Linked DNA regions of Homo sapiens: region 1 is linked to region 2. A link is an interaction called in ENCODE POLR2A ChIA-PET data of the cell type or tissue named here. Cell type or tissue: OCI-LY7. All regions are shown on one strand. Each heading gives the region's core, and the rest is flanking DNA. Links, peaks and the distances in the headings are about the cores only.

The links. Peaks named below come from ENCODE experiments on the same cell type or tissue, not always from the same donor. Only the 100,000 strongest peaks of a DNase experiment are listed, where the experiment ranks them.
Region 1: POLR2A ChIA-PET joins it to region 2 with 10 read pairs; 6 of 35 experiments call an interaction of 5 or more read pairs at or near these places.

Annotation. Positions count from the first base shown.
Region 1 is chr19:2,673,225-2,689,375 of GRCh38, forward strand. The region is part of intron 1 of GNG7 (G protein subunit gamma 7); the gene reads right to left. Among named protein-coding and RNA genes, the nearest start is that of GNG7, 21 kb to the right of the region's middle. RefSeq lists a silencer at 4,858-5,006. In OCI-LY7, for the core only: no CTCF peak of the experiment used is centred there; DNase peaks (open chromatin) are centred at 7,827 and 8,497; H3K4me3 peaks cover 605 bases; H3K27ac peaks cover 1,742 bases.
Region 2 is chr19:2,611,530-2,621,820 of GRCh38, forward strand. All of the region lies in intron 2 of GNG7 (G protein subunit gamma 7), which reads right to left. Among named protein-coding and RNA genes, the nearest start is that of MIR7850, 14 kb to the right of the region's middle. RefSeq lists enhancers at 7,642-7,936, 9,269-9,568. In OCI-LY7, for the core only: CTCF peaks have their summits at 2,456 and 2,655; DNase peaks (open chromatin) are centred at 1,672, 2,562 and 3,270; H3K4me3 peaks cover 1,421 bases; H3K27ac peaks cover 2,083 bases.

The sequences.
Region 1 (16,151 bases), core at 6,475-8,974, 67 kb after region 2:
TCCAGCCTGGGTGACAGAGCGAGATTCCATCTCAAAAAAAAAACAAAACAAAACAAAACAAAACAAAAAAAAACCCAGCAGGTCATCAAAACCAATGAGTCTGAGAAGTGTCCCAGCAGAGTGTAAGGAGATGTCGGGAGTCAATGGCATGTGGGTTCCTGGAAAAAACAAGAAAATGGAAATAAAGACCGGGCGCCGTGGCTCACGCCTGTAATCCCAGCACTTTGGGAGGCCGAGGCGGGCGGCTCACCTGAGGTCAGGAATTCGAGACCAGCCTGGCCAACATGGTGAACCCCTGCCTCTATTAAAAATACAAAAATTAGCCGTGCAGGGTGGCAGGCACCTGAAATCCCAGCTACTTGGGAGGCTGAGGCAGGAGGATCATTTGAACCCAGGAGGTGGAGGTTGCAGTGAGCCAAGATCACACCACTGGCACTCCAGCCTGGGTGAAAGAGCGAGACTCCATCTAAAAAAAAAAAAAAAGAAAGAAAGAAAGAAAGAAAAATAAAATGTAAATAAAGTGTGGAGTTGAGTTCGTGATAATGTATGGATACTGGTCTTTTTAGAAAATTTCTTTCTTTCTTTTTTTAGAGAGAGGGCCTTGTACTGCTTTTGTATATTTTAAACATACAATTGTGTATATTTCCAATATATTTCAGAGTTTTCTTAGGATACATTTGTGATAATTTGTTACACAGAATTAGCTAACTAATATAGGCTGTTTCCAAAATTCAAAACTACCCTAAAAGAAATCTGAGGCCAGGGACCGTGGCTCACGCCTGTAATCCCAGCACTTTGGGAGGCCAAGGTGGGCGGATCACCCAAGGTCAGGAGTTTGAGACCAGCCTGGCCAACGTGGTGAAACCCCATCTCCACTAAAAATATAAAAACTAGCCAGGTGTAGTGGCACCTTGCCTATAATCCCAGCTACTCCAGAGGCTGAGGCAAAAGAATTGCCTGAACCTGGGAGCCAGAGGTTGCGGTGAGCCGAGATCACCCCACTGCACTCTAGCCTGAGCAACAGAGTGAGACTCCATCTCAAAAACAAAACAAACAAGAAAAAAGAATCTGAAATATAATGGAAATACACACAATTGTATGTTTGAAATATACAAAAGCAGTACAATCCACTCTTGAAGGGAATCAGAATCGTCACACTGCTGGGAAAAGGGCAAGGTCTCCAAAGGTGACTGGTGTTTTTGTTTTTTGTTTTTGTTTTGTTTTTTTTTGAGACAGAGTCTTGTTCCGTTGCCTAGGCTGGAGTGCAGTGGTGCAATCTCAGCTCGCTGCAACCTCCACCTCCTGGGCTCAAGCGATCCTCCTGCCTCAACCTCCCAAGTAGCTGGGATTACAGGCGCCCACAACCATGCCCGGCTAATTTTTGCATTTTTAGTAGAGACGAGTTTTTACCATGTTGGCCAGGCTGGTCTCGAACTCCTGACCTCAGGTGATCCACCCGCCTTGGCCTCCCACAGTGCTGGGATTACAGGCGTGAGCTACTGCGTCTGGCCTGCAAGGTGACTGTTTTAAAACACAGAGGACACCTGCTGAGATGCAAAGTCAGGGAGTGTTGAAGAAAACAGAGATCTCCTTATGTGATGGTCGTAACTCGCATTTCCACCCTCGACAGCGCCGACTCCATCGGGCAGCTTTTCTACATAGTCAAGTTTGAAAACTGTGCCATTGTACGTCACCAGAAACGGACTCGGTTAGAAAACAATGCTCTTTCGTAATGTATACCGTACTACTTTTCCTAAAACGGAACTGTCATAACGCCTCCCCCTCTGGCTGAGACTAGAATAGATAAAAATCCAGATTTTCACACACTCGGGACTGGTAATGTTTTAACACATGGAAAACGCGACAGGGTTACAGACTGCTTTAGCTTCTCCAAACAAATCCGCAACGGCGCCAAGCACTCCTAACAGTTGGACGTGTTCATAAATGAACCCAAACAGATCACGTTCTCGGAGACGGATGCACGCCAGAAATTCCTGTCGTGCCCCTGAAGAACTAACAGGTCTCTCTCTGCAACGGTGGACGACTGGTCAAACCCTGGAACCAGCCAGGAACAGCAGCAAGTGCACGGGCTCGGGAATGGGAATCTGGCTTTATGGAACCTCCAGGCTCAAGGGGACACCAGGAAGGGACAGCTTCGTGACCAAGCCCGGTGTGACCCACCAAAAATCTGCAACCACGAAGACCAGGAAATGCCAGCAGTGCCGAGCAGGAGAGGTCGCTTGACGGTAAAGAAGCAGGGAGCGTTATTTAGCAAACCAGGCTGGTTAAAGAGTAGAGAATATCAGATGTCGCGGCCCCTCTGCAGAGGACAGTTCTGAAGGACAGCGATGACCTAAATTGGCTCCTATGAGGGACTGCTGGGGGAAATATTTCCCCAGGATCCTATAAGATACAAAGAAAAACATATGAAAACAGAAAAGATATTCCCGACACTTGGGGGTCTCAATGGGGCGGGGGAGGTCTGAGGACATCTGTGGTTTTCACGATTGGGGGGAGCTCCTGGTATGGAGTGGGTGGAGGCCAGGGACACTGCTCAGCACCCTGCAGTGCCCAGGATGGCCCCTCCCCAGAGAATGATCCAGCCCCAATGTCCACAGCACCAGGGGGAAGAGACTCAAAGTTAATTATTTGGAAGAAAATATTGTTGAGCCAGATGCCTCAGAATGGGACCTTATTTGGAAACAGGGTTTCTGCAGATGGACTTATTATTAAGATGTGGTTGTGCTGGATTAAGATGAGCCCTAAATCCAATAACTGATGTCCTTATAAGACGAGGGAAATTTGGACACAGACCCACACAGGGAAGGGGGCCGTGTGAGGATGGAGGCAGAGACTGGAGCGATGTCACCAGCCCAGGGGCGCCAAGAACCGCCGGCCACTTGCCAGATGCTGGAAGAGGCAGGAAGGATCCTCCCCGGGAGCTTCTGGGCCGGGAACGGCCCTGCCCACACCTTCGTCTCAGACTTCTGGCTTCTAGAACTGCCAGAAAATCCATTTCTGTGGTTTTGAGCCATGCAGGTTGAAGTCATTTTCCATGGGCGCCCTCAAATATCCAAACTTCACCCCACAGAGACCCTCCCCTAGGCACCCACATCCTGGCATGTTCAGACACCCTCCTCGTGAACATGCACAGCCCCCAAGGCACCAGATAGACATTGATTTCCATCTAGAAGTGTCCGTCAAACCCTCAGCGATATATCTCTGCCGCCCAGGCTAGAGTGCAGTGGCACAGTCTCAGCTCACTGCAACCTCCACCGCCTGGCTCAAGCGATCCTCCCACCTCAGCCTCCCAAGGAACTGGGACCACAGGCGCGCACCATCATGCTTGCCTAATTTTTGTTTTCGCTTTCTGTAGAGATGGGGTTTCACCATGTTGCCCAAGCTGGTGTCAAACTCCCAGATTCAAGTGATCCTCCCGCCTCGGCCTCCCATAGTCCTGGGATTACAGGTGTGAGGCATCGCGCCCAGCCTCTTTGGTGGTTTTCAGGAACAGCTAGTTAGTTATTCTGCAGATGGAGGTTCAGGAGCTTGCACCACTTCCTAGACCCGGCTGGAGGAGTTGGGTGTAATTTTCAGCCGGGCGGGTGCAAGACTCAAAGAGATGTGTGGCAGAGAGAAGCTGTTCAGACAGCTTCTGGGGTTGCCAGGAAGAAACAAGCCACTTGCTCCGATCTGCACATTCCCTCCCTGTCCAGGGCTGATTTCCACCCAGGCAGGACTCCCGATTCCCAGAGAATCTCAAAGCAAGGCATTCTCCTGGCCGTGATCCGGCTCTCAGCTCTAAAGGGACTCCATATCTTTACTGCAGACCCAAATCTGTGTCACCACAGAGGAAAAACGGCCGCTTAATTACACTTGCATATATGCTCGCAAGAATTCTTCCAGGGAGCAGGATCTGGGAACGTCCTCTGGAGACAGGGCCTTCCAGGAGACGCTGAGCTCGGTGTTGGAGCATGGAGGCTGAATCTAATCCATCAACAGGATGCCACAGGGGAGCAGAGAATTCCATTTTTTTTTTTTTGCTTCAATTCCTTTCTATACAACCGTGGTTCTCAACCAGGGGTCCTTCTGGTCCCCAGGGGATGCTAGGTGGTGTCTGGGGGCATTTGTGACTGTTATGACTCAGGGATGCTCCTGGCGTGGAGTGGGTGGAGGCCAGGGATGCTGATCAGAACCTTGCAGTGGCCAGGACAACCCCACCCCAGAGAACGACCCAGCCCTGAATGCCAAGGGGGAGAGACTCTGCCTTAATTATTTGGAAAAATATTGTATCTGCTCCCTGTTGACACCAGACACTAGAAAAAATTCCCGATGGGGTGGATGGCAGAAACCAAGGGGGGCCCCAGCTCCTGCGATTCTCCTCCTCTCTCCCTCCCCACTCAGGGTGTGGATTACAATGTGTGCAGCCTCCTGGAACCTCAGGAGGACAGAGGATCATGAGACACAGAGTTTCTTGGGGATCTGTGGAATCCCCTAACCCCCGGGGGTCTCACCTGGGGGTGATTCTGCCCCCCATGGGGCACTGGGCAATGTCTGGGGACATCTTTGGTTGTCACAACTCGGGGTGTCCCTGGCATAGAGTGGGTGGAGGCCAGGGACGCTGCTCAGCACCCTACAGTGCCCAGGATGGCCCCACCTCAGAGAACGATCTGGCCCCAAGGTCCACAGTGACAGAGAGTGATAACCGCTGCCATAATCTATAGGACTGACCATAGCCACATGCATATGGTCACACAAACATGAGTGTGACTGTCCCTCTGACTCAAAGGACAAAGCCAGTCCCAACCTTTCTAACCCTGCCACCTGTGCTGACCACCAGTGGCCTCTGTGTGGATGTTAGTTAGGGTTCAGCAGCCTTAGGAAAACAGAACACCAGGCATCCAGACCTTCCACTGTGGCCCTGAGTGGAAGAGGAGGTGGCGGTGGCCGACGCCAACACTGTCACAGCAAGAAACAAGAGAGTGGGTGTGACTGTGGTCACTTCCATCTCAGGGCACATGCTACATTGAGGAAGTAAAACCTGGGGGGAGCGAGATATACAAGAAGTGAAAGGTGACTTGTAGAATGTTCTGGAATCTTCCAGAAGCTTCTGGAAACTTCCAGAATTTTCTGAAATATAGTAGGTATTGTGGCATAGCAAGGCTTTGGATTCAGAAGCTGCTGGGCTTGGGCACGGAGTCAAAAAAGTAACAGAGGAAAAGCCACGGAATGCAAACTTCCAGGGATGACATGGTTGCCACACAGTGGGCAGGTGGGTCACACCCACTGTACACAGGTCACACTTGGCTCTTTGAACTCAGTCACCTATTATGGGTGGAGGAACCAAATCCTGGGATGGGGTAATAAATGCATACGGTTTCAGTTTCCCCATCCACAACACAGGGAGAAGAATCAGATAAGGTGTCCAGTCTCGGAGGGTCCTGGGCAGCAGGCAGCGCCTCCAAGATCATCACCTCCAACCCTGATTCTGCCAAGCCCCAGCCTGGTAACTACTTCTCTCAAGGGGTCCCAGCTCTCAGAGCTAGGAGTGGCCTTCAACGCCAGGTCTACACCCCATGCCAACAGAATCCCTTCCCTGACCTTTGCACCAGCCAACCCATCCTCCGTCATGCAGCCTTCGACGATCGGAAACCAACAGCTTCTCATGACGGTCCCTCCGATTTCCAGACAAGCCTGATTCTTAAGCCAGCCCAGCCAAGCTACAGCTCCTATCCCATCTCCCCAAGAACAGACTTCATCGTTTTCTGAATTTGGTCCACGCCCATGGTGTCCGTGAGGAAAAATAACAACATAAGTAACATATAGTACAATGCTAATTTTTTGAGACGGGATCTTGCTGTTGCCCAGGCTGGAATGCAGTGGTGCAATCATAGCTCACTGCAGCCTCAACTTCCTAGGCTTCCAAGCAATCCTCCTGCCTCAGCCTCCCAAGCAGCTGGGACCACAGGTGTGCACCACCATATCTGGCTAATTTTTAATAAATTTTGTAGAGATAGAGTCTCACTATGTTGCTCAGGCTGGTCTCGAACTCCAGGGCTCAAGCAATCCTCCCACCTAAGCCTCCCAAAGTGCTGGAATTACAGGTGTGAGCCACCACACCCAGCCAATACTAATATTTATACATAATATATTGAATAATATTAGCAGTGATTCCAGCAATAACAGTGATAACCAGGACCACCACCCATCCAGGTCACAGCCTCGTAGTCCATCCCAATCTTTTCAATGACCCTAGGGAGTGATTCCTATCCTGTCTGACACACAAGGAAACAGAAAGGTTCCATGTTTTCTTCAAAATTCACACAGAAAGAAAGTCACATGGTGGCTAAGTAGGCATTCTAAATCCAATGCCTCACCATGCCTACATTCCAGAAAACTCTAGAAGGCTCTGGGAGTTTCTAGAAGGTTCCAGAAGATTCCAGAACCCTCCATGATTCGCCACCTTTCACTTTTTACATATCCTATTCCCCCAGGTCCCACTTCCTCAAAGCAGGACAGAATTTTCAACCCCTTGCATTCCCATCTGCATCTTCACCTTACTCATTGTATTAACTCCAGGCACCAGGTAGCACCTTCCTAAATTACCTGGGCTTGGCAAGACCTAAATCAAAGACATGACCTGCTCAGTAGTCCCAGATGTGAAGAAACTCAAAATCCAATGCCAGAATCCCTTAAAACAGAACCAGTCAGTGTCCACAGCTCTATTAGGCTTGACCCACAGTGGAGAAAGATGAGAAACCCACAGGGAGAAAAACAGGACCGTCTTCTTACAGTCTAAGACTGTCAGCCAGGCACGGCAGCTCACGCCTGTAACCCCAGCATCTTGGGAGACCGAGGAGGGAGGATCGCTTAAGCCCAGGAGTTCGAGCAGCCTGGGCATCATAGTAAGACCTTGTCTCTTTTTTTTTTTTTTTTTTTTTGAGACAGAGTCTCGCTCTGTTGCCCAGGCTGGAGTGCAGTTGTGCGATCTCGGCTCACCACAACCTCCACCTCCCAGGTTCAAGTGATTCTCTCTGCCTTAGCCTCCCCGAGTAACTGGGATAACAGGCACCCGCCACCATGCCTGGCCAATTTTAGTATTTTTAGTAGAGATGTGGTTTCACCATCTTGGCCAGGCTGGTCTCAAACTCCTGACCTCAGGTGATCCACCCGCCTCGGTCTCCCAAAGTGCTGGGATTACAGGCATGAGCCACCTTGCCCAGCCACCTGTCTCTATTTTTTAAAAAATTAAAACATTTTAAAATTAAAAATTAAAAGCTCTGAAAAGTGACCACATAGACTAACAGTGGGTTTTTTAGTAAAATACACTTAACACAAAATTTACAATTTTTTTTTTTTTTTTTTTTTGAGATGGAGTTTCCCTCTTGTTGCCCAGGCTGGAATGCAATGGTGAGATCTCAGCCCACTGCAACCTCCGCCTCCTGGGTTCAAGAGATTCTCCTGCCTCAGCCTCCTAAGTAGCTAGGATTACAGGCATGCATCACCACGCCTGGCTAATTTTGTATTTTAGTAGAGGCGGGGTTTCTCCATGTTGGTCAGGCTGGTCTTGAACTCCCGACTTCATTCGTTTCTTTTTTGAGACAGGGTCTTGCTCTGTTGCTCAGGCTGGAGTGCGGTGGTGTGATCACAGCTCACTGCAACCTTCGTCTCCCGAGCTCGCATGAGGGTCCCCATGTCCTACCTCCCCGTGAGCCCTTGTGATTGTTTGTTGTTCTGGTTTTTTAATTCTAGCCATCTTACTGGGCGTGAAGTGGTATCTCACCATGGCTCTGATTTGCATTTCCCTGAGGACTGACGCGGAGCATGTTTTGAAGTGAAACCGACAGTTTTTGTTTCTTTGATCCTCCTGTGTAACCCTCCCAAGTAGCTGGGACTACAGGTGTGCCCCAGCAGGCCTGGCTAATTTTTATTTTTATTTTTTTTGTAGCAACCAACTTTTTTTATTTTATTGTTTTTGAGACGGAGTCTTGCTCTGTTGCCCAGGCTGGAATGCAGTGGCACGATCTCGGCTCACTGCAACCTCCACCTCCCAGGTTCAAGCGATTCTCCTGCCTCAGCCTCCCGAGTAGCTGGGACTACAGGCGCCCGCCACCACGCCCGGCTAATTTTTTGTCCTTTTAGTAGAGATGGGGTTTCACCATATTAGTCAGGATGGCTTCGATCTCCTGACCTCATGATCCGCCCGCCTCGGCCTCCCAAAGTGCTGGGATTGCAGGCGTGAGCAACCTCACCCAGCCGGTCTCCAACTCTTGGACTCAAGTGATCCTCCCACCTCGGCCTCCCAAAGCGCTGGGATCACTAGCATTAGCCACATCACCGGGCCAGATCCTTCTTGCGCAGTGTTTGTGTGGACATACGCTTTCACTTCCCTTAGGTGTACGTCTAGGAGTCAACTCACAGGGTCATATGGAAACACTGTATGTAACCACTTCAGGAACTGCCAGGCTGTTTCCAGAGCAGCTGTACCACATGATGTTCCCAGCAGCGACGCATGAGGATCCCCGTGTCTCTACCTCCCCGTGAGCCCTTGTGATTGTTTGTTGTTTTGGTTTTTTTAATTCTAGCCATCCTACTGGGTGTGAAGTGGTATCTCACCATGGCTTTGATTTGCATTTCCCTGAGGACTGATGCGGAGCATGTTTTCAAGTGAAACTGATAGTTTCTGTTTCTTTGTTTTTGTTTGAGATGGAGTCTTGCTCTGTTGCCCAGGCTGGAGTGCAGTGGCGCAATCTCAGCTCACTGCAACCTCCGCCTCCCAGGTTCAAGGGATTCTCCTGCCTCAGCCTCCCAAGTAGCTGGGATTACAGGCGCGCGCCACCACGCCCGGCTAATTTTGTATTTTTAGCAGAGACTGGGTTTCACTATGTTGGCCAGGCTGGTCTTGAACTCCTCACCTCAGGTGATCCACCCACCTTGGCCTCCCAAAGTGCTGTGATTACAGGCGTGAGCCACCGCGCCCGGCCTGAAGCTGATAGTTTTTAACATGAGGGGTCCTGGTATAATCAACTCCACAGCTAGAAGGAAGCCGGAGTTTTACCTGGAAAAATGTGCAAGGAAACGTGGCTGGTTCCATCACGGAGATGAAAGAGTTTGTGCAAAATGCAGACAGAGCCATCTCATAAAAGAGCTACAGGGCGAGCTGGGCACGGAGGCTCACACCTGTCATCCCAGCATTTCGGGAGGCCAAGGCGGGCGGATCACGAGGTCAGGAGTTCGAGACCAGCCTGGCCAACATAGCGAAACCCCGTCTCTACTAGAAATACAAAAATTGGCCAGGCGTGGTGGCACGCACCTGTAGTCCCAGCTACTCAGGAGGCTGAGGCAGGAGAATCACTTGAACCCGGGAGACGGAGGTTGCAGAGATCACACCACTGCACTCCAGCCTGGGCAACAGGGCGAGACTCCATCTCAAAAAAAAAAAAAAAAAAAAAAAAAGAAGAGCTACAGGGAGGCAGGGGTCATCCCTGCCCCTGCTCCCACCCCATCCGGTGAAGTCTCCCACTCCACGCCATGAGCCTTGGTTTCCTCATCTGAAGACAGAGCCTCAGAAGAGCTGCCAGGGGTTGCTCTGGGGGTAACTGCAATGCTGGGGTGAGGGGCAATCGGAAACCTGCAGCTGCAACTGTAGGAGTGAGGGAGGCATTCAAATAACAGTCTACTGCATTCTAGAAGATTCCATCCTGGGCTCACTGAATAAGGACTCCCGGCAGGACACGGTGGCTCACGCCTGTAATCCCAGCACTTTGGGAGTCCGAGGCGGGCAGATCACGAGGTCAGGAGATCGAGACCAGCCTGGCCAACGTGGTGAAACCCCATCTCTTTAAATTTTGTAAAAATACAAAAATTAGCTGGGCGTGCTGGCGCATGCCTGTAATCCCAGCTACTCGGGACGCTGAGGCACGAGAATCGCTTGAACCCGGGAGGCAGAGGTTGCAGTGAGCCGAGATTGTGCCACTGCACTCCAGCCTGGGCGACAGAGAAAGACTCCGTCTCAAAAAAAAAAAATAGAGATGGGTTCTCACTATGTTGCCCTAGGCCAGCCTGGGTGGGAGGCCAGGCTGGTCTCGAACTCCTGACCTCAGGTGATGTGCCTGCCTCGGCTCCCAAAATGCTGGGATTACAGGTGTGAGCCACCACTCCCGGCCAAGACCCGCATCTCTAATTTTTTTAAAAAGACTATTTTCCCCGGAATACCTGCTAGATACTCTCCACGCCTTCTGTGTGGTCTTCTTACCTGCTCTTGAGGTAGGAGCCTCTTCTACAGATAAAGCCAACAAACAAAAACGATGCTCAGGCCAAAGAAGAAGATGCAGGCTCTGATAAAGACTGGCAGTGGGGAGGCGGGTGGGAGCCCGGAAACTTCAAGGTGTCACTGAAGCACAAGGTGACATCAGACAGGGAGAAGAAACAGGGGAGCTGGAGCAGGCGGAGATGGTGAAAGCCTGAACCGAGGGCATTCCAGGTGAGGAGAAAAACAAGAGAGAGACCCTGGAGGAGGAGGGAGGGAAATTAACTGAGCTGTGAAAAACCTGCCTGGGGCTGACCGGCTCTTGCACAGGGACGGGCCAGCTCGGGCAGGGACGGGCTTGCTGCCGGGAGGTACCCGTGCAGAAACAAGAAAGGAGCTCCTGCAGGGGCTGGCTAGGGAGCTGGTGGACAGCATCGGCCAGAGGAGCTCAAATCCGCCCTCAGCCCCAGGGGGCCGAGCTGCAAAAGCGACGTCAAATGGACAAAAATCCCACCGGGCACAGAAGTGCGACCAGCAAGTCTATGGGTTTAAAAATAAATGATGGGGCCGGGCGCGGTGGCTCACGCCTGTAATCGCAGCACTTGGAGAGGCTGAAGCCAGGTGGCTCACTTGAGGTCAGGAGTTCGAGACCAGCCTGGCCATTTTTTTTTTTTTTTTTTTGAGATGGAGTCTCACTCTGTCGCCCAGGCTGGAGTGCAATGGTGCGATCTCGGCTCACTGCAAGCTCCTCCTCCTGGGTTCAAGCAATTCTCCTGCCTCAGCCTCGCGAGTAGCTGGGATTACAGGGGTCCGCCACCACGCCCGGATAATTTTTGTATTTTTAGTAGAGACGGGGTTTCACCATGTTGGCCAGGATGGTCTCGATCTCTTGACCTCGTGATCCGCCTGCCTCAGGCTCCCAAAGTGCTGGGATGACAGGCGTGAGCCACCGTGCCCGGCCCGCACCAGTGCTGTTGATGGAGGCCCCAAAGTGGTAGCGACACAAGTGACCCTGGACGGATGCACGGATCAACGTAGCGTGGTCCATACACACCCCGGAGTATGATTCAGCCTTCAACAGCAGGCAATCCTGACACAGGCCACGATGAGGATGCACTTTGAGGACCTCAGTCTCAGTGAGAGAAGCCAGGCACAGAAGGACACATCCTCCGTGATCCACTCCTAAGAGGTTCCCAGAGCCCTCAGATTCACAGAGACGGAAAGTAGGATGGGGGCCGGGCACAGTGGCTCATGCCTGTAATCCCAGCACTTTGGGAGGCCGAGGCGGGTGGATCACCTGAGGTCAGGAGTTCACGACCAGCCTGGCCAACATGGAAAAACCTCGTCTCTACTAAAAATACAAAAATTGGACGGGCGCAGTGGCTCACGCCTGTAATCCCAACACTCTGGGAGGCCGAGGCGGGTGGATCACCTGAGGTCAGGAGTTCAACACCAGCCTGGCCAACATGGAGAAACCTTGTCTCTACTAAAAATACAAAAATTAGACAGGCGTGGCGGCACACGCCTGTAATCCCAGCTACTCAGGAGGCTGACGCAGGAGAATCGCTTGAACCCAGGAGGCAGAGGTTGCAGTGAGCCAAGATCGCACGACTGCACTCCAGCCTGGGTGACAAGAGCGAGACTCTGTCTAAAAAAAAAAAAGAAAGAAAAAAGAAAATAAAGTAGGATGGGAGTGCCAGGGGCTGGGGAGGGGGCTGGGGAGTCTGTGCTTCATGAGGACACAGTTTCAGTTTGGGAAGATGAGAAAGTTCTGGAGGGGACAGTGGTTGGTTAAATGTACCCAAAAAATGGTTAAACGGGGAAATTTTATGTTACATGTAATTTACCACAATGAAAAATGAAGAGAAGGCTGGGTGCAGTGGGTCACACCTGTAATCTCAGCACTTTGGGAGGCCGAGGCTGAAGGATAGCTTGAGCCTAGGGGTTGGAGACCAGCCTGGCCAATATAGCAAGACCCCATCTCTACAAAAAAATTTAAAAATCAGCCGGGCGTGGTGGCATGCACCTGTGGTCCCAGCTACTTGGGAGGTTGAGACAGGAGGATGGCTGGAACCCAGGAGGCAGAGGCTGCAGGGAGCTGTGATCGCACCACTGCACTCCAGCCTGGGTGACAGAGGGAGACCCTGTCTCAAAGTAAAGTAAGGGAAGCAAAACAAAAGAAAGTGAGAGAGGGGAAGCAGCTGAGAGTCAGAGACGGGGGACAGGGTGGGAAGTCACGAGGCCCCGTCCACTGTGTGTCAAACGTCGGATGCCCAGTAACGTCCGTGACCGCCCGGTGTCCTCCTCCCGAGACGAGGGCCTGGTGGGCAGGGGACGGCCTTGAACACCCAGCGACACCCTGCCGTTGTTTGCCCAGTGAAAAGAGGCCACTAAGAAAAGGGCCTTGGCAAAACAAAGGGCCCCATTCACTGTCCCCGCGAGAGGAGGCCTGAGCTCTTTCTCGCCAGAGCTCTCCTGTCCCGGCCCAGTTTCACTTTCCAAGGACACTCCAACCCCACCTCAGCCCCCACCGATATCCTGCTTTCCAACAATCCTCTGCCTTTACCAGACACTTCATCAGAGCGAGAATGTGGACCCAGGGGTGTCATCTTGGTCCCAGAGGCCAGGGGGCAGAAAGTGCCAGCTGTCAGGCAGTTTCCCAGCCGTGTGTGGTCTCTGTCTCAGCATTTTTTTTTTTTTTTGAGACAGAGTCTCACGCTGTCGCCCAGGCTGGAGTGCAGTGGTGCGATCTCAGCTCACTGCAACCTCCGCCACCCGCGTTCAAGCGATTCTCCTGCCTCAGCCTCCCGAGTAGCTGGGATTACAGGCACCCGCCACCACGCCTGGCTAATTCTTGTATTTTTAGTAGAGACGGGGTTTCACCACATTGGCCAGGCTGGTCTCCAACTACTGGCCTCAGGTGATCCACCCACCTCGGCCTCCCAAAGTGCTGGGATTATAGGCGTGAGCCACCGTACCCGGCCTCCCCCCTCCTTTTTAAAAATGTTGCATCTCAGGCAAAGCTGCGCTCAACACCCCGGCCCGGTGCCTGCTTGCTTCAGTCTCCAGCACTGGGATCCCGGCCAATCCCCGCAACACATTCGGGACCGGCAGGACGCATATGTCTCCAATCAGAAGGGAGATGTCTCTCCTGAGCTCTCTTCAGTGTTTGCCGCCAAGATGGGGAAGACGACGAGTTTCCAACACCCTGAAACGATCCCAAGGAGCGGAGCCTTTGTAGGGTGGGGTCAAAAGAGACTTTACTTACTTTTTTTCTTTCTTTTTTTTTTTTTTTTGAGACAGAGTCTCGCTCTCTCGCCCAGGGTGGAGTACAGTGGCACGATCTCGGCTCACTGCAAGCTCTGCCTCCCAGGTTCACACCATTCCCCTGCCTCAGCCTCCTGAGTAGCTGGGACTACAGGCGCCCGCCACCACATCCAGCTAACTTTTTGTATTTTTTAGTAGAGACGGGGTTTCACCGTGTTAGCCAGGATGGTCTCGATCTCCTGACCTCGTGATCCGCCCGCCTCGGCCTCCCAAAGTGCTGGGATTACAGGCGTGAGCCACCGCGCCTGGCCACTTTTTTTCTTTTTTTTTTTTTTGAGACAAGGTCTGGCTCTGTCACCCACACTGGAGTGCAGGGGCATGATCTTGGCTCACTGCAGCCTCAACTTCCTGGGCTCAAGCGACCCTCCTGCCTCGGACTCCCGAGTAGCTGGGATTACAGGCATGCGCCACTATACTCAGTTAATTTTTTTCTCTTTTTTGTAGAGATGGTGTCTTACTATGTTGTCCAGGCTGGTCTCAAGCTCCTGGGCTCAAGCAATCCTCTCATCTTGGCCTCCCAAAGTGCTGGGGTTAGGCTGGGCATGGTGGCTCACACCTGTAATGCCAGCACTTTGGGAGGCCGAGGCGGGTGGATCACCTGAGGTCAGGAGTTCGAGACCAGCCTGGCCAACATGGAGAAACCCTGCCTCTACTAAAAATACAAAATTAGCCAGGCATGGTGGCCCATGCCTGTAATCCCAGCTAGTTGGGAGGTTGAGGTAGGAGAATCGCTTGAGCCCGGGAGGCAGAGGTTGCGGTGAGCCGAGATCGCACCATTGCACTCCAGCCTGGGCAACAAGAGTGAAACTCCATCTCAAAAAACAAACAAACAAAAAAAAGTGCTGGCATGACAGGAGTAAGCCACCAGCCTGGCCAAGAAGTTTAAATCATGATGCCGGGCGCGGTGGCTCACGCCTGTAATTCCAGCACTTTGGGAGGCCGAGGCAGGCAGATCACATGGTCAGGAGTTCGAGACCAGCCTGGCCAACACGGCGAAACCCCATCTCTACTAAAAATACAAAAAATTAGCCGGGCAAGGTGGCACGCACCTGTAATCCCAACTATTTGGGAGGCTGAGGCAGGAGAATCAGTTGAACCTGAGTGAGCTGAGATCGTGCCACTGTACTCCAACCTGGGCAACAAGAACAAAACTCTGCCTCCAGATAAAATAGCCGGGCGCGGTGGCTCACGCCTGTAATCCCAGCACTTTGGGAGGCCGAGCTGGGCAGATCACAAGGTCAGGAGATCGAGACTATCCTGGCTAACACGGTGAAACCCCGTCCCTACTAAAAATAACAAAAAATTAGCCGGGCATGGTGGCGGGTGCCTGTAGTCCCAGTTACTCGGGAGGCTGAGGCAGGAGAATGGTGTAAACCCAGGAGGTGGAGCTTGCAGTGAGCCAAGATCGCGCCACTGCACTCCAGCCTGGGCGACAGAGCGAGACTCCGTCTCAACAAAAGAAAAAAGAAATCATGATGCAAAGATGAAAAGCAAAGTTTGCCGTACGAAGGATGGAGTCGGTGTCAGTGCTCTGGGGAAGTGGGGAGTTCCCTCAGCAAGAATGACCTCAGAGTAGCTGGTAGGTGGGCTAAGGCCACCTGGGCTGGGAGAACCAGGTTAACAGCACCAGTAGGAAGTCACCAGGGTCTCAAGGATCCCCAGCAGGGAGAGAGCAACAGGGCACCTCACCCCTACGTGTTCTTTCCCGAAACCCGTAACCCCGGTCTGATCACGAGAGAAATATCTGACAAACCTAGATCAGAAGTAAGTCTGCACAATACCCAGCCGGTCCCCCTAAGACCGTCCAGGTCACGAGAGGTAACGAACATCTAAGACATGGTCCCAACCTGGAAGAACCCCCGGAGACGAGCCGGCTAAATGTCACGTGGGATTCTAGATGGGTCCTGGGGCAGGAAAGGACATTAGGGGAAGATTAATGACATTTGAATAAAGTGTGGAGTTGAGAGAAATGAACCCATTGTTAGCCGGGCACAGTGGCTCCCGTCTGTCCTCCTAACACTTTGGGAGTCCGGGGTGGCAGGATCACTTGTGTTCAGGAGTTCGAGACCAGCCTAGGCAAAATAGCGAGACCTCATCTCTACAATAAAACAAAAATTAGCCAGGCACGGGGTTGCGTGCCTGTGGTCCCAGCTACTCAGGAGGCTGAGGTGGGAGGATCGCTTGAGCCCAGGAGTTGGAGGCTACAGTGAGCCATGATCACTCCACTGCACTTAGCCTGGGCGACAGAGTAAGACTCTGTCTCAAAAAAAAATGTAAATGTAAATTTAAAAAATATTACTTTTAATGGCAAAGACCACAATTATGTTTGCCCCAACATAATAAATACATACAATAAATAAATAAATAAGAAAAAAATAAACAAAAATAAAAATAATGCAAAAAAAAAGGGGGAAAAAAATGCCAATCATACTATGCATGGCACCGTGTTATAGGGGAAAAAAAATAATTATATAAAATTGTTCCCAAATCATTAAGCCCTTCTCATTATGGAGGCTACAGGAATAAACGCTCCTAACAAGACCACATTTGGGCCGGGCTCGGTGGGCCTCCCAGC
Region 2 (10,291 bases), core at 1,130-3,629:
TAATACCATTTAAAAATATCTCTTAGGCCGGGTGCAATGGCTCACGCCTGTAATCCCAGCACTTGGAGAGGCCAAGGTGGGAGGATAACTTGGGCTCAGAAGGTCGAGACCAGCCTGGCCAAGAGAGCAACACCAGGTCTCTACAAAAAATTAAAAATTAGCCGGGCATGCTGGCGGGCGCCTGTAATCCCATCTACTCAGGAGACCGAGGCAGGAGAATCGCTCGAACCGGGGAGGTGGAGGCTGCACTGAGCGTTGATCGCGCCACTGCTCTCCAGCCTGGGCGACAGAGGGAGATTCTGTCTCTAAAAAAATAAAAAGTAAAAGTAAAAGTAAATAAAAATAAAAATCTTTTTTTTTTTTGAGATGGAGTCTCGCTCTGTCACCAGGCTGAAGTGCAGTAGTGTGATCTCAGCTCACTGCAACCTCCGCCTCCCGAGTTTAAGCGATTCTCCTGCTTCAGCCTCCCCAAGTAGCTGGAACTACAGGCACCCGCCACCACGCCCAGCTAATTTTAGTATTTTTAGTAGAGACCGGGTTTCACCATGTTGGCCAGGATGGTCTCGATCTCTCAACCTCGTGATCCGCCTACCCTGGCCTCCCAAAGTGCTGGGACTACAGGTGTGAGCCAGCGCGCCCGGCCAAATCTTTCTTTCTTTTTAATAATTGGATTGACTTTGGTCTACGGTCTCCCCTGGGGCCCCATCCTTCTCTGGGGTGGGGCCATCCTGGGCACTGCAGGGTGCTCAGCAGCATCTCTGACCTCCGCCCACTCCATGCCAGGAGCATCCCAGTTGTGATAACCACACGTCCCCAAACATCGCCCAGTGCCCCCTGGGGGGCAGCATCACCCACATTTAAAAACAGTTCCAGGGTAGCAGCCTGCAAAGAAGGTGTGTCTGGGACCTGGGCATTTCATATCGGGGTGACCCAGCCTGGGAGAGGGGAGGGGCCTCAGTGAGAAGACTGAAGCCAGGACCCCCCCCAGGCAGGACCCAGGCTCCCACGGCACAAAAGCCCCAGGTCCAGGGTTCCTGGAAATGTTTTAAAATCCAGTCGACAAAAGATGAATAAAATACTTGTGAGTGTATAATCATGAATCCAGCCTGGATTCTGTTTGTCTTTATGCCAAGACAATTGTAAAATACAGCTTAGAATTTTTTTTTTTTTTTGAGAAATTTTTTTTTTTTTTTTGAGAGTCTTGCTGTGTCGCCCAGGCAGCGGTGCGATCTCGGCTCGCTGCAACTTCCACCTCCCAGTTCAAGCAATTCTCCTGCCTGAGCCTCCTGGGTAGCTGGGACTACAGGTACCCACCACCACACCCGGCTAATTTTGTATTTTTAGTAGAGACGGGTTTTCACCATGTTGGCCAGGATGGTCTCGAACTCCTGACCTCAGGTGATCCGTCCGCCTCGGCCTCCCAAAGTGTTGAGATTACAGATGTGAACAACGGTGCCTGGCCAACGTCGGACATTTTTAGAGCGGAGGAGGTAGCCTAGGAGGGCAAATGTGCCCCAGGCCCTGAGTGTCCCAACATGGCCCTGCAGCCAGGTAGAACCAGCCAGGGAAAGGGATGGTGTTTAAGGGACGTGGAAAAGGAATTCAGACAAAGAATTTCTGATGCAAGTTTAACCCGGCTGGTGGCTGCAGCCTACTTCCTGCTACAGGCTGCACAGTCTCTTGCTGAATTAGCACCTACGTTGAATTAGGTGAGTTTGCTTGAACTATACGTTGAATTAGGTGTTGAATTAACACATAGGGGGGCTTTGGGCTCTCAGCCCCTCATCTAAAGTCCATTGTCTCAAGCCACTGCCTCATTGGAAGAGCAGGTGTCTACACTACCTGGAGAGGGGGAGATCCTGCATTAATTATTTGGGGAGAATGCAATCTGTCCCCGCTCCTGCTCACAGTAGATACAAGAATAAACTCCCGACGGGGCAGATGGCATAAACCAGGGGGACCCCCAGCTCCTGGGACTCTTCCTCCTCTCTCCCTCCCCACTCAGGGTGTGGATTTCAATGTGTGCAGCCTCCTGGGACCTCAGTAGGAGAGATGGTCACGGAATGCAGAGTCTCTTGGGGAATCTGTGGATTCCCCTAACCTGGGCGGGGGGTCTCAATCAGGGGTGATCCTGCCCCCAGGGGACACTGGGCAATGTCTGGGGACATTTGTGGTTGTCATGCCTGGAGGTGCTCCCGGCATGGAGTGGGTGGAGGCCAGGACGCCACTCAGCACCCTGCAGTGCCCAGGATGGCCAGACCCCAGAGGATCTAGCCCCAGATGTCCACAGTACCTAGCAGGAGAGATCCTGATTTAATTAATTGGTGAGGGGGAAGATCAAGGGACCCTGGCTATGCCAAGAAACTCGGACTGCAGCAGTGTGTGGATCCTGAATGAGAAAGGTGCGAATCAGACAGAAGCTCGCAGCCTAAGGCCAGCGAAGGCCACGGCCACAGCGACATCTAAAGGCCGGCAAGTGCAATGCAGAATCCACCCAGGGAACTCGGGCCCCGCGCCTACCCCCGGGGTAAAGGGGGCCAGCCTCGCACAGGTGGGTCCGTTGCAGGCGTCTGTTGCGAGACCACATCCTCACCACCCGGTGAACGGCACTGGGAGCAGACTCAAGAGGCTCGAGAGGTCCCAGGAGGGCGGGAAGAGAGTTCCCCCAGCTACAGCCTGAGCATGGTCGCCAGAAAGCAGGTGCGGCGACTTTCCCTAGCACCCTCTCCCTGCCCTCTGTGTACCCGCAGGGGGGCCCTGCACGTCGGGTCTCAGGCACATGTGTGGTGAAATGCACACAACAAAAAAGCTCCCTTTCCAGACATCCAGTGGCATTCGTGCAGCCATCATCTCTAGCTAGCTCTAGAACATTCTCAGCCCCCCAAAAAGACACCCCATCCCTATCAGCTGTCACTTCCCATCCCCCTCCCCAGCCCCTGGCACCCACACATCCCCTTCCTGCCTCTCTAGACTGGCCTGTCCTGGACATTTCATAGAAATAGGATGACACACTGTGTGGCCTTTTGGATCTGGCATCTCTCACTGAGTGTGACATCCTCAAGGGGCATCCAGGCTGCACGTGGCCTGGGTCAGAGTCTCGTTCACGGCTGAGTCTCGTTCCAGTGTGTGGAGGGCCACGCTGTTTATCTATTTACCCACGGACGGACACTTGGGTCATTTCCACCTTTTAGCCATTGTGAATCGTACTGTATGAACATTTGTGGCAAGGTTCTATTTGAACACCTGCTTCCAATTCCTCTGGGCAGATAACTAGGAGCGGAATTGCTGGGTCATGTGGCGACTCCGCGTTCAGCCTTTTGAGGAACCACCAGACTGGTTTCCAAGGCGGCTGCCCCATCTTGCATCACACATCAATTCTCAATGCCAAGGCGTTCCTCAGCTTTTAAACAAGGCACTGAGGCAGGAGGCAGGCAGCTGATTGTTGAAGGTCACCCCGTAGCCATTGGCAGAGCCAGAACTTGCAGCTGTGATTTGTGCCGCGGCTCCTGCCCAAGCCCTCCTTCCCTGGCTTCAGTGCTGGGCTGGGCAAGGTGTGTGGAATAGCCCCGCTTTCTAGGCCACTTTCGGGGTACTGGGCGGCCACTGTCTGGTCTGAAGGTGCCATCTGTGACACTCTTTTTTTTTTTTTTGAGACGGAGTCTCGCTCTGTCGCCCAGGCTGGAGTGCAGTGGCGCGATCTCGGCTCACTGCAAACTCCACCTCCCAGGTTCCCACCATTCAGGCTCCCCCAGACCTCCGCCTCCAGGGAGCCCTCCAGAATGTCCTTCCTCCTGCCTTCAATGCTCCTCCCCATCCTGCAGGGGTCGGCAAGGATGTCCTCTCCTTAGAGACCTTCCTGGACACCACGTGGCACAGACTCTGTCCTCTTGGTGCCACCTCATCCTATTTTCTTTGTCTTTTCCGGTTTTTTTTTTTTTTTTTTTTTTTTTTGAGATAGGGTCTTGCTCTGTTGCCCAGGCTGGAGTGCAGTGGTGCAGTCACAGCTCACTGCAACCTCAGCCTCCTGGGCTCAAGTGATCCTCCTGCCTCAGCCTCCAGAGTAGCTGGAACTACAGGCACCCACCACCACGCCTGGCTAATTTTTTTGTATTTTTAGTAGACATGGGGTTTCACCATGTTAGCCAGGATGGTCTCGATGTCCTGACCTCATGATCTGCCCGCCTCGGCCTCCCAAAGTGCTGGGATTACAGGCATGAGCCACCACGCCTGGCCCATCTGTGAGATTCTGAAGAGCCACTGCTGAGCAATTAAGCTGCCCTCTGCAGTGGGAAATTTTCTTTGCAAGGAAGCAGCAAGGCGGAGGAGGCAGGAGGGTTCCCTAAGATTGTGCACCCACGGCAGCCAGCAATGTGCCTGACACAGTGAAGGGCCTCGGCAAAGGGGCGCCTCCTGTCCCCTTCAAATCCTTACGGGCCACCCCAGGATCTGGTGACCTGGAACAGACTCCTGTATGGGCCTTTTTCCCCTGGTGCCAGCAGGGAACAGGGCAGGATGGAAAAAACACCCAGTAGCCAGTGGCCCACTGATGTCACCAAGCTGCAGGGCTGCCCAGCATTGATTAAACACAGCTGGTGTGGGCCAGGCATGGCACCTCACACCTGTGATCCCAGTGCTTTGGGAGGCTGAGGCGAGAGGATCCCTTGAGCTCAGGAGTTCAAAACCAGCCTGGGCAAAATAGTGAGACCCCATCTCTAATTTATTATTATTATTTTGAGCCGGAGTCTCGCTCTGCTGCCCAGGCTGGAGTGCAATGGCACGATCTCGACTCATTGCAACCTCTGCCTCCCGTGTTCCAGCGATTCTCCTGCCTCAGCCTCCCGAGTAGCTGGGATTACAGGCGTGTGCCACCGTGCCCAGCTAATTTTTGTATTTTTAGTAGAGATGAGGTTTTGTCATGTTAGCCAGGCTAGAGACTCCATCTCTATTAAAAAACAAACAAAGAAAGGCTGGGTGTGGTGGCTCATGCCTATAATCCCAGCACTTTGGGAGGCCAAAGCGAGCGGATCACCTCAGGTCAGGAGTTTGAGACCAGCCTGACCAACAGGGAGAAACCCCGTCTCTCCTAAAAATACAAAATTAGCCGGGCATGGTGGCGGGTGCCTGTAATCCCAGCTACTCAGGAGGCTGAGGCAGAATTGCTTGAACCCGGGAGGCAGAGGTTGCAGGTTGCAGTGAGCCGAGATCACGCCATCGCACTCCAGCCTGAGCAAAACCCCATCTCAAAAAAAAAAACCAGACAAATATAGCTGGTGGGTTCTTGGGCAAGGCTGGTGACCAGGGCCCTAGGGGAGGATGTTTCCAAGAGCTGCCAAGAGCAGTGGGGCCCGGGTTCTGCCCGCCTCTTCCTCTGACTGTTTCCTCATCTGGGGTCACGGGATAAGTGCAGCTCCGCCTCCCTGGTCATGCAGGTGACTGTGAATGAAAGTGTCTTGGAATCAGAAGGTTCTGGCATGAAAGCTTTGCACCAGCCTTCCACCAGTGTGCTGCCCAGCACGTGACTATCGGAAAAACTTTAGCTTATTTCAGCCTAATTACATTCCGTTAACCCAAAGTCTCTGACGTTCAGGGCTGGATCATTCTCTGGGATGGGGCCATCCTGGTGCACTGCAGGGTGCTGAGTGGCGTCCCTGACCCCCACCCACTCCATGCCAGGAGCATCTCCAGTCGTGACAACCACAGATGTCCCCAGATATCACCCAGAGTCCCCTGGAGGCAAACCTGTCCCACTTAAGAACCGCTGGCCTGGACCAGAAACTGGATCTTTCAGGGAGGCAGAGCTCACCAGCCATCCAGGCACTGAGCCCGGCCCAGCCCTGCAGCTCTGACCCTGCCTTGGGCTGTGAGCTCTGAGGACCCCATCAATCTGATCAAGAAGCCACACTAGGTCACCTCAGACCAAGGACATTCTGCCATGATGCTTCAGACTGTTCTTCTCCCCATCCTCCTCTCCACCTCCAGCCCTCAAAGACCTGGCCTGGGTCCCCTCCCGTGGCTCCCAGACCTCCGCTTCCAGGGAGCCCTCCGGAATGTCCTTCCTCCTGCCTTCAATGCTCCTCCCCATCCTGCAGGGGTTGGCAAGGATGTCCCCTCCTTAGAGACCTTCCTGGACACCACGTGGCACAGACTCTCTCCTCTTGGTGCCACCTCATCCTATTTTGTCTTTTCCTTTTTATTTTTTTTTTTTTTGAGATAGGGTCTTGCTCTGTTGCCCAGGCTGGAGTGCAGTGGTGCAGTCACAGCTCACCGCAACCTCAGCCTCCTGGGCTCAAGTGATCCTCCTACCTCAGCCTCCAGAGCAGCTGGAACTACAGGTGTGCACCACCATGCCCGGCTAATTTTTTAAATGTTTTGTAGAGATACGGTCCTGCTATGTTGCCCAGGCTGGTCTCAAACTCCTGGCCTCAAGTGATCCTCCCACCTCGGCCTCCCAAAGCGCTGAGATTACAGGCGTGACTATTTCCTTATCTTCTAAGACCCTCTGTTTGGTTTGCCAGTGTGTCTGGGCATGTGCTGTCTCTGTGTGACACATGCTCCCTGAGAACAGGACTTGATTCCACCTGTATCAGGCTGGGCCCCCAGCACCTAGGCTGTCCCTGGCACACAGTGAGTGTCGGGTCAATATTTGCGACTGACCGACGGGTTGGCCTTCCATCTACTCTTCCACTCACCAGCTTCTCCATCTTGCCCAAATCCCTGCCAACCCCAGGGCACTGAGGACACAGATTACTCCTCACCCATGCCCCTTGCAAAGCTCTCAGCCACATTTTTCTCTTTTCTACCTGTATGTGTGTGGTGTGTGTGTGTGTGTGTGTGTGTGTGTGTGTATCTCACTCTGTTGCCCAGGCTGGAGTGCAGTGGTGCAACCTCAGCTCACTGCAACCTGCACCTCCCCTGTTCAAGCGATTCTCCTGCCTCAGCCTCCCAAGTAGCTGGGATTACAGGCACGTGCCACCACACCCACCTAATTTTTGTATTTTCAGTGGAGACGGGGTTTCGCCATGTTGTCCAGGCTGGTCTCGAACTCCTGACCTCAAATGATCCACCCGCCTCGGCCTCCCAAAGTGCTGGGATTACAGACGTGAGCCACCGTGCCCAGCCTGTTCTATTTTTTTTTTAATAAACAATTTTATTTGGAGTAATTTTAGATTTACAGGAAAGTTGCAAAGAGAGAGTCCCCGCCCACGCCTCACCAGCTTCCTCTTCAGGGGCCACCCTGTGTAACCACAGGGCATTGCTCACAGCTGGGGAACGCTGGCACCTTCCTAGTAACCAAATGCCACAGCGATTCAGCTTCCCTCAGTTTTCCCCTCACGACCTTTCCTGCCCCATTGTGACCCCATCCAGGAGCCCATGTGGCATCTGACCGTCCCATCTCCGTGGGTTCCTCTGGGCTCTCAGTTTCTTGGTCTTTCTTTGGTATTTCCATGAACTTTTTTGTTTGTCTCTTTAAGAAAACGGTTACTATCCATGAAAAACAAACAAACAAAAAATGTCATTCTGGCTACCCTGAGAGCTTATAATTGCTATTTTAAAATGAATGAATACCTATTTGATTGACATTTTCTCAGTTTTGATTTCAAATTCAACAAATATCCGTAAGTAGAAGGCATATAAACAAAAGCTCCTTGGAATAATCGTCAGGACCAGAGAGTTTGAGAACCTTTGTCCTAAGCCAGGGGTTAGCTAACTACGGCCCCTGGACCACATCTAGCTGACTGTGTGTTTTTGTAAATAAAGTTTTATTGGCACACGGCCACACCCACTTGTTGACATATTGCTTGTGGTGGCTTTCCCGCTACAATGGCAGGCAGAGACTGTCCAGCCTGCAAAGGCTAAAACATTTGCCATCTGGATCTCTGCAGAAAAGTTTGCTACCCCAGGCCTCGCACATAGTAAGTTCATAGCAAGTATTTGTTTATAGTAAGGCTGAGCCCTAATCAGGGTGAAGGGCAAGGTCAGACATCGGAGGACCACTGAAATGTCCATTCTGTCCCACCTGGTACAGCAAACGCCACCATGGAGCAGGACTCAGCCATGAAAAGGAACAAGGCTCTGATGCCGGCCACAGTGTGGATGGACCTTGAGGACATCACACTCTATGAAAGGAGCCAGAGACAGAGGGCCACGCAGTGTGTGATCCCATTTCTACGAAATGTCCAGGACAGGCCCATCCATGGGGACAGGGAGGGGATGCGTGTGTGGCAGGGCTGCCGGGGGGAGATGGGGAGTGACTGCTCATGGGGGACAGGGCTTCTTTTGGGGGTGATAGGATGTTCCGGAATTAGATAAAGGAGATGGTTGCACAACTCTGTGAATGTAAAAACCGCTGAGCTGCACATTTTTAAAGGGTGAGTTTTACGCTGTGTCAGTTATATCTCAATAAAGCTAATCCTAGCATTTTGGGAGGACGAGGGGGGGGCGCGGATCACCTGAGGTCGGGAGTTCAAGACCAGCCTGACCAACATAAAGAAACCCCGTCTCTACTAAAAATACAAAATTAGCCAGGCATGGTGGTGCGCGCCTGTATTCGCAGCTACTTGGGAGGCTGAGGCAGGAGAATTGCTTGAACCCGGGAGGTAGAGGTTGCAGGTTGCAGTGAGCCGAGATCGCGCCATAGCACTCCAGCCTGGGCAACAAGAGCAAAACTCTGTCTCAAAAACAGAAAAGAAAAGAGGAGAGGGGAGGGGAGGGGAGGGGAGGGGAGGGGAGGGGAGAGGAGAGGACCCTGTAGAATGAAAGAAAGGCAGATCCCCCTGCACCCTGGCTACAGGCCGTCGTCCCGACCCCTCTCTCTGCAGGCAGGTCACTGCCCCCCTCACAAACCTCTGTCCTGATCCCCCAACCCACACACCAGAGCTGGGCCCATGCACCGGGAAACCTGCCACCCCAGGGGCCACTCCAGTCTCAGACCAACAGGATATTAAAAAAGGCGAAACCTCAGAACCGTTTCCTATCGAAACCAATTAGAAAGCTCTTGGGTATGAGTCCAATGTTTTCAAGCAACTAAAGGCAAAAGAGAAGATTTTCAACGAAACATCCCAGCTGGGGGTGAGCTTCTTAGGGTCCTGTCATCGGCCACCCTAGAGGGACCTAGGGGTGAGCTTATGCCGTCAGCACCCCCAGCCAACGTGGGTCGGCCAGTTAGCTGGGCGTGGTGTTGTGCGCCTGTAATCCCAGCTACTTGGGAGGTTGAGGCAGGAGAATTGCTTGAACCCGGGAAGTGGAGGTTGCAGTGAGCCGAAATCGTGCCATTGCACTCTGGCTCCGGGCAACAGAGCAAGACAGCTCTGTGCAGAGAACAGACTCCTGCGGTGGAAATGCTGGCTGCCTTTGAGGCTGGGTTCTGTGACCTTGGGTTTCCCAGCCTGAGCTTCCAGTTTCATTTATAAAAGGGGTGACGTGGCCGCCTTCCTGCAGGCGCTCTGAAGGTGGCAGATTACACAGAGGTGGTACGACTCATACAGGTTTCTGCAAACGGGGGCCCCATCAACAGTCACCTTTCCTTAGCACAGCGCCTTCCTCCTGGGGTGACCTCGCCCCTTCCTGCACACCCCAGGAGCTTCCTGAGACCTGAGTAAAGCTCACTTCCCTTGCAAGGGGTTTAGTGACGTCCCTTCAAAATTCTTGTCCACGGGGAACCTCGGAAAATGACTGTTACGGACTAATTGCATTTGCTTAAAACTTATGTTGAAGCTGGATGTGGTGGTCCACACCTGTGGTCCCAGCTACTCGGGAAGCTGAGGCGGGAGGATTGCTTGAGCCCTAGGATTTCAGGGCTGCAGTGAGCTATGATGCTGCCACTGCACTCCAGCCTGTGCAACACAGCAGCAAGACTCCAGACACAAAAAATTAATTAAAGAAAAATGGCTGGGCACAGTGGCTCACTCCTGTAATCCCAGCACTTTGGGAGGCCGAGGTGGGCAGATCACCTGAGATAAGGAGTTCGAGACCAGCCTGACCAACATGGACAAACCTCATCTCTACTAAAAACACAAAGTTAGCCGGGCGTGTTGGTGCGCGCCTGTAATCCCAGCTACTCGGGAGGCTGAGGCAGGAGAATTGCTTGAACCTGGGAGGCAGAGGTTGCAGTGAGCCAAGATGGCACCACTGCACTCCAGCCTGGGTGACAGAGCAAGACCTCATCTAAAACAAACAAACAAACAAACAAACAAAAACAAAGAAGGAGACACAGAGAGACAGCAGAAAACAGAAGCAGAGACTGGAGCAATTCGACGGTAAGCACAAGCCAGGTTTGCCAGAGCCCCCAGAA